Linked DNA regions of Homo sapiens: region 1 is linked to region 2. A link is a loop called in an ENCODE intact Hi-C map of the cell type or tissue named here. Cell type or tissue: endothelial cell of umbilical vein. All regions are shown on one strand.

The links. Peaks named below come from ENCODE experiments on the same cell type or tissue, not always from the same donor. Only the 100,000 strongest peaks of a DNase experiment are listed, where the experiment ranks them.
Region 1: it touches region 2 in a loop (8-fold over the local background); 6 of 110 quality-filtered maps call a loop at or near these places.

Annotation. Positions count from the first base shown.
Region 1 is chr18:49,722,305-49,726,304 of GRCh38, reverse strand. All of the region lies in intron 3 of LOC105372112 (a long non-coding RNA gene), which reads right to left. Among named protein-coding and RNA genes, the nearest start is that of ACAA2, 89 kb to the left of the region's middle. RefSeq lists enhancers at 1-520, 1,776-2,975. In endothelial cell of umbilical vein, no CTCF peak of the experiment used is centred here; a DNase peak (open chromatin) is centred at 2,484; H3K27ac peaks cover 3,400 bases.
Region 2 is chr18:49,662,553-49,666,552 of GRCh38, reverse strand. The region is part of intron 2 of LOC105372112 (a long non-coding RNA gene); the gene reads right to left. Among named protein-coding and RNA genes, the nearest start is that of LIPG, 100 kb to the right of the region's middle. RefSeq lists enhancers at 1,569-2,414, 2,415-3,262. In endothelial cell of umbilical vein, no CTCF peak of the experiment used is centred here; a DNase peak (open chromatin) is centred at 1,922; H3K27ac peaks cover 1,868 bases.

The DNA.
Region 1 (4,000 bases), 60 kb before region 2:
CTGGACCCCTGTGACTCACCCTCTGTGTGTGGCTTCTCAAGCAGATTTCCCAGGACAACATGAAAGGCTGATAGATTATTACTATCTGGTTTCATGTTCCTCCTTTTGTTAAAATTCCTAATATAAGGAAGTGGAGGTGGGGGACTGAAGGAAGTCTCACTTTACAGCCCGACCCCCACTCCCTGGCAGCTCAGCTATTGCTGGCCCTCCAGGGTGGCAAGAGACAGAAGTGTATTTCCCAGGACCAAGTCAAAGAGCTCTTCCCTCTTCATCTCTCTTCCCTTATCAAGGGTGTTAATCTTACTGGAATTCACTTCAGTACAGCAAATGGGGCCAGATGGTAGAGGGGAGGAAATGACCCCAAGGTGTCTTGCCTATAAACCTTCCAGGGCCCTTGGAAACTTCCTGGGGGCACTCAGCCCGTCAGGCCCCCAGGAACTTGTACCAGGTCACAAATTCCCAACCCCTGGGGATGGAGACTGAGCCAGGAAAGGTGGGCTAAGTGAGAAGGTAGAATGAACCCTCTTACCCCTGCTCCAAGATATACTTTTTAAATATTTTCAAATTATTTTTAAATGTTCTTTAATTATTTTTAAATGTTCTTACTAGGTATATTCAGTGGGTGTTTATTCCTCTCCTTCCACCCCTAAAGCTATTATTAAATCTATGAGGTATCTGATAACTGGTTATGGATGAAAAGGTTGACATAAATGAATAAGGAAGAAACAGATATTCCCTGTATGTTACCATTCAATATCCTTTTTTTTTTTTTTTTTTTTTTTTTTTTGCCATTTTCTTCCCATCAGCCTTGGGTTTTAATGGTTTTTATCTACTAATTTTTAAAATAATCTTTTTTAAATAATTAAAAATAGCAACTTGTACACCAATGTTTATAGCAGCATTATTCACAATAGCCACAAGGTGGAAGGAACCTGAATGTCTATTGACAGATGAATGGATAGATTAACTGTAGTCTATCCATATGATGGAATGCTATTCAGCATTAAAAAAGAATAAGGCTGGGTGCGGTGGCTCACGCCTGTAATCCCAGCACTTTGGGAGGCCGAGGCGGGAGGACCACGAGGTCAGGAGATTGAGACCATCCTGGCTAGCACAGCGAAACCCGAAACCCTGTCTTTACTAAAAACACAAAAAATTAGCCGGGCTTGGTGGTGGGTGCCTGTAGTTCCAGCTACTCAGGAGGCTGAGGCAGGAGAATGGCATGAACCTGGGAGGCGGAGCTTGCAGTGAGCTGAGGTCGTGCCACTGCACTCCAGCTTGGGCTACAGAGCGAGACTCCGTCTCAAAAAAACAAACAAACAAAAAACAAAAAAGAATGATAAATTCTGATTCATGCACCACCATGGATGAACCTTAAGGACATTATGCTAAGTGAAATGAGCCAGACACAAAGGCTAATACTGTACGATTCTGCTTATATGAGGCTCCTAGAGTAGTCAAAGTTGCAGAGATAGAGGTAAAATAGAAGTTACCAGGGGTCGGGGAAAGGGGGGATGGGGGAGTTTTTGGTTGATAAGTACAGCATTTCTGTTTGGGGTGATGAAAAAGTTCTGGAGATGCATGGCAGTGATGGCTGTGGAACATTGTGAATGTCCCTCGGTGCCACTGAACTGTACACTTAAACATGATTAAAATGGTAAATTTTATGTTATATACATTTTACCACAGTAAAAAAAAATTTTACAGATAAAATTATTCAGGATTCCAAGCTGGTGACAGCAGAGCATTAAACCAAGCACAGGGTTTTCTGCTTGTGCGGCCCACCACGGCACAGGTCGCATGCTTGTGAAGACACCTGCCTGTACCTGGCATTGGGGACAGCAGCAAATCAGACCTGGCCCTGCCAGCAAGGAGCTGGAAATGGAACCAAACCCCGAGACTCTTCCTGACACTGGCCGGGCAGGAAGAGCTCCTGACCAGTGTTTCCTGACCTGGGTTCTAAGCACAGAAAATGCTGGAATTTTCGCATGTAGCCTAACTTTTGTGAAACACTCTTTCCTGACACATGACATTTCATATAGGTGAGGCAACTTTTGGTATTCTTTTAAAATAGAATTGCAGAATCCTGGGTAAATCAAGGGTTCCATCTCGGAGCTAGGTCTCATCATCACTTTCACCTTTCTGATGTTCCCTCCCGTTAAGATGAGAATCAAACAAGAAAATGCCACATCATGGTTCCTAGATGAGCATCAGGTCAATACAAATAGAAGCCACTGAGATCAGAGTGCAAATGGCACTGAGAGGTGGTCCTGGGGTGCCACAACTTTGACAGGGTGACAACTACTGTTGACTGAGAATGTGGGAGGAGGTGAGTCAGACGGAGAAATCACCGATAAAGAACAATGCTCAATTGTCCGCTGACGCCTCCCTTCTGATAACATCTCACTCTCGAAAAGGCTCAGAGTTTCTCTTTGCAAATTACTAAGGAAAAGGAAGAACCTCTCCACTTCTGGGCAATTTTCCCATCTCTCCTTATAAACAAAAATGTGGTCACTGCCAGCCCGCCCTTCTCCTGCATCCCACACTGTGCTGTGCCCTCACGAAGCCTAGAGTGACCGCAAGACGGGGCAACCCCCGGGGGCTGCCTTTGAGCCACGGCTGTGAGAGAGGGTAGAGCCACATTTCAAGTTCTCGCTCCTCTGTTGTGTTTCCCAGACCTTCTTTTTTAATGTGTGAAAGCTTCCCTTAAATCCTTTAGGAAAACTGGCAGTACATAAAAAACAAAAACAAAAAGTCAAGAGTAGAACAATGATAGCTCTTGTCTCAAATAACTAAATGCAGAAATAAACAAGTTCTTCCCATAGCCTAGCCACTGATGGTGTGTCAGAATAAAAATGAGGACCTGGGAGTTCTTCAGTCAAATTGCTTTCGTCAAATTATGTGCCCTTTGAGATCCTTCTTGTCTCAAAAAGGGATAATCCTATTTCCCAGAGGTGTTTGGACACCAAATGAAATTTGCCGTAGAAAGTCTAAAAACCCCATTGGACCCACCTTTACCTAACATTGGGATCCGAGAACACCTGATGACAGCTCATCCCACACCACAGAACTGAAGGTCAGCGGCTGGTTGTGTACAGGGAGCCAGGAAGGCTTTCCTGCAAAGCTATATTTTACTCAGAATATATCTATGCCTGTTTCCCTTCCAGGTCTCCCAGCAAGGTAAGTTTATCCTGTGATGTCCAGTTCCGGCCCCATGGTTTGGCAAGTGCTACCTTAAAGAAAGGCCAGGGCTGAGCACCATGGCCTTATTGTCTTTGCTGCAATTTACTTTAAAATGCTTTGGTATAAACAGTATGATGTACCTGTGTGAAATTAGCTTATACATTTACTTGCTCAGAATAGGTGATACATTCACATGGTAAAACCATCAAAACAATATGAACTGTATTACAGTGAAAAGTCTTGTTTCTACTCCTACCCCTATTGGCCCTATTTCGAATCCTCTTTCCTACCCTGATCCCCAGAGGTAACTTACTAGTTTCCTGCGTATCTGTCCAGCAAATACAAATGCAAATACAAATGCAAACCCTTATTTCCCTCCAGCTCCATAGAATGCAAATTATTTCCTCAGATGTCTGCACCTTGATCTTTCCCTGAACCCTATATCTTGGGGTGGGGGCAGGTGTTTCTCCACCAGTTCCTGGAAAGCTTCCTTATTTGCTTACTTCAGTAGCACACTGTTCCATTGTGTGATTGCACCAAATTTTCCTTATGGAGTCTCACGAAGGTGGGCATTTTGGTTGTTTCTAGTTGTAAGATGACTTAAATCAACATCCCGAGAGTGGCTAGTTAGCATTTAAAGCACTAACCACTTGATTTCAAAATTTAAGTCACAGGGCTCCAGAATTATCATACAAGATGATAGAAGTAATTTCTAAATTTTCACTGGTGAAATGAATGCTGATCAACGTGGTTAGCTAGAAAGATGTTACAATACCCACCACCCATGAAAACAAGGTCTAAGAAGCTAGCCAGCCCA
Region 2 (4,000 bases):
CAAGATCCCAGAACAGAAAAAGAAGTTCCAATTTTCCTTGTCTTTTCCCTTGAGTCTTACAGGCTTTGCCTCTTGATTCTTTACAGCAAACAGAATTGCCTCTAGGTAAAGATAAAAGTGAATGGACTCTCAGTTTTCCTTAATCTAATTACAAATGTATGCGTTGGCTTATCTTCTATCTCATATACACATAGCATCTATTACATATTACTCCCATGCCTCAACATGCTCTGATTTAAGGCAGATGAAGGGGTTATTTGCAAAGATAACTAATTCTGTTTGGTTTAATCATATAACTATATCTTTACTGTCTGTTATTTTTTTTTCCTCTCAGGCTGGAGTGTAGTAGCTCACTGCAGCCTCAAACTCCTGGGCTTATGTCAGCTGACTATTCTAAATCAAGATGAGTCATTCCCAAGAGACATTTCAAATCATTTTGGAGAAGTAAGATATTCACACATGAAGCACTTGGATATTCATAAATAGGCACCTCTAACCCATGAGTGGGTTAATTCATACAGGTCAGGATTCTGTCATATATAAGGGACAAAAAGTCCACTGCGGCTGAAGGAAAGGAGTCAGGGAAGCACAAGGACAGTGCCTGTCTCAGGGACAGCTAGGACGGGGGGCTCCCAAGATAGACCGAGAGAGACTCACTCTCCTCTGGATTCTGCTTCCCAGTGCCAGCCCCCAGGTTTGCATTATTCTTCCTGCTGCAGAGGATTCCTCTAAATGGCAGTGGAAGGCAGGTCAAGGGCAAGACAAGACAAGACTGTTGAAGACCATGCAATGGACTGAATGTTATGTCCCCCCAAAATTCCTATGTAAAAATCCTAATCCCCAAGGTAAGGGTATCAGGAAGTGGGGACTTAGGGAGGTAATTAGGACCTGGCAGTGGAGCCTTCATGAATGGCATTAGTGTCCTCATAAATGAGGCCCAGGAGAGACCCTCTTGCCCCTTCCACCATGTGAGGACATAGCAAAAAGTCACCACCTATGTCTTAGTCTGTTTTCTGAACTGGGCAATTTATAAAGAAAAAGAATGTATTTCTTACAGTTATGGAGTCTGAGAAGTCCAAGGAGGAGGGGGCACATCTGGTGAGCATCTTCTTGCTGGTGGGAACTCTGAAGAATCTCAAGGCAGTATGGGCTATCACATGGCAAGGGGACCAAGCGTGCAAACCCACTTCCTCAGGTCTCTCTTCCTATTCTCATAAAGCCACCAGTTCCCCTCCTATGCTAACCCATTAATCCATTCATCCACAAATGGATTAATCCATTCATGCATAAATGGTTTAACCCATTCATGAGAGCAGAGCCCTTCACTTACCTCTTAAAAGCCCTGCCTCTCAATACTACCACATTAGGGATTAAGTTTCAACATGAGTTTTGGAGGGGACATCCAAACTGTAGCAAGCTGTGAGCCAGAAAGCAGGTGGTCACCAGATACCAAATCTGCTGCCACCTTGATCTTGAACTTCCCAGTCTGCAGAACTGGGAGAAATAACGTCTGTTGTTTTTAAGCCTCCCAGTCTCAGGCATTTTGTTATAGCAGCCTGAACAGACTGAGACGCTCATATCACCCCTGCTCAGCAACCTCCACCAGAAGGAAAGGGTCGTTCTCATTGCCTCCCTATGTCAAAATCTCAAGGTAGAATGACAGCTGACCAAACCCTGGTCATGGGTTGCAGGGACCAATCATCGTGTAGGTGGGGGGTGGGGCTACTGTGATTGGCCAAGCCCGGGTCACACGTCCATCCCTGGGACCCTGCAGTGGAGTCACGTCATGGCAGCCCCAGCAAGGTCACAAGTCTGGAGTTAAAGAGTTGCACTTCCCCAGAGGAAGGGGGGTGGGCGGTATTATTGCCAGAAGAAAGGGAAAGGGCCATTGGACAGGCCAAAAACAACAGATGTCCACTATAATTATGTTCCAAGAGTTCCTCTGAAAGTGGTTGTTTGGAACTAAATTACATTTCCCAATGAAAACAATTGTATAACAATGCCTTATGTTTGCATGGCGTTTTATGAGGCACTTCCTTACCCATTATGTTGTTTGACCCCTCGGTTGCCCTGCCAGGTAGAAAGGATAGGCAGTTCCCTTCTGCCACACTGAGCCAGCCCTTAAAGTGCTGCAGCTGAGGGGCCCTCTGTGCCGGCTCCCGGGAGCCCTGAGGTTCTGGGCAGGGAGGCAGTTTCGGTGGAAGAACTTCCAGGACAGGGGCAGGTGTTGTGGGGAGCTGGCTGCTTCTGCCAGGCCTGAATGCTTCTGCTCCCTTCTCCCCTGACTGAGGCCTGGGCCCCTTGGATGGAGTCCCCAGGCTGTCTCCAGGGCTGTGTAAAATGCTGGTTGGAGTAGAAGTAGAGCAGGTGGAATGAGAAAGGGGCAGCAGGGAGCCCACACTGCATCCGGGGCAAGGGGCGGAGCTGAGCTGAGCTGAGCAGCACTGTGAGTGGCTGGAAGTAGGAAATGGGAGGAAGCAGTGGGGCGGGGGCACTTTAAAGGCAGAAATATTTCATTTTAATTTATCCACTGCATGATACTGCAATACAACTCTCCTCATATAAATCCCTGACTCACCAGTTAAACTGTCCGGGACAAGACACGCAGCTTGTCTGAGGAGGTAGGGTGGGTGCTGAGGGATCACACGGAAGGGACAGAGGGAAGGAAGATTTGGAGAGCTCTGGAGAAGCAGGAAATTGGAACCAGAGATGCCTGAAGGACACATAAACTCCAGGGATGAGCAGGAATTGTGGGAAGACATTGGACACCCCAGGATGGGAGGAGAGGTGTTCTGGTCACAGGGCTGGGGACCTCTGTTCAGTAGGATGGCAGTCGCCACCCCAGCCTCAGTGCTCTGTGACCTGAGCCCCAGCACCAAGTGCAGACCCACACCCAGGCCCTAGAGGTGGTGGCCAGGGATAGAGAAGGCTAAAGAGGAAGACAAGTGGTAGGAATATGAAGGGAGAGGCCCTCTTCCTCAGGGATTATGGATGGACACTGATCATTCTCAGGGGAGGAGGGCAGACCAGGCAGAAGCCTCAGGGGTTGTCCTCCATAAAAAAGTTAAAAGTAATCAGCAAAAACGAGAAGAAAAGAAGACACTTCCCACATCACCTTTCTCAGAAACTTCCAGTCATTCCCTAGGACCTAGGGCACTAAAGGCCTTTGAAATCTGCAGAACCTTTGACCTAGTAATTCTGCTTCTATAAATTTATTAAGAAATAATCCGAGGTACATGTAACTATGTATATACAAGAATGCCATCGAGCCTTCACATACCCTGAAAAATTTAAAATAATCAGATAACCATTAATAAAGAATTGATTAAGTACATTACAGTCTTCCCTCAGTATTCACAGAGAGATTTGTTCCAGGATCCCTGAGGATACCAAAATCTGGGATGCTCAAGTCCCTAATATAAAATGGCATAGTATTTGCATATAACCTACAAACATCCTCCCCTAGACTCTAAACCATCTCTAGATTGCTTATAATATCTAATACAATGTAAATGCTATGAAAATAATTGCTATACTATATTTTTAAATTTATATTATTTTTATTGTTGTATTGTTATTTTTACTTTTTCAAATACTTTTGATCCAAGTTTAGTTTAATTCTCAGATGCAGAACCCACAGACATGAAGGGCTGGCTATAAAGATGAATTACTGTGCGTCCATTAAAAATCAGGTTTCAAAAGATGGCTTCATGAACAAATGCTCATAACATATTAATGATATTTTTAAAACAAGTTATAAGGCACGTGTAACATATGACTACGACGACTGTGACCAAAAGTTACTGGAGGGAAATACATCAAAGGCATTGCATTCTCTAGGTGATACGCTGACTCATGATTCCTTTTGGATTTATTCTTTTCTATATTTTCCAACATTTCTATAATTAGCATGTATTACCTTGTAGAAAAAAGTAAAGGTGTAGTTATTTGTTGATTATCCATTTTAAAAGAGTTCTCTACGGCCTACAGGAACAATTTC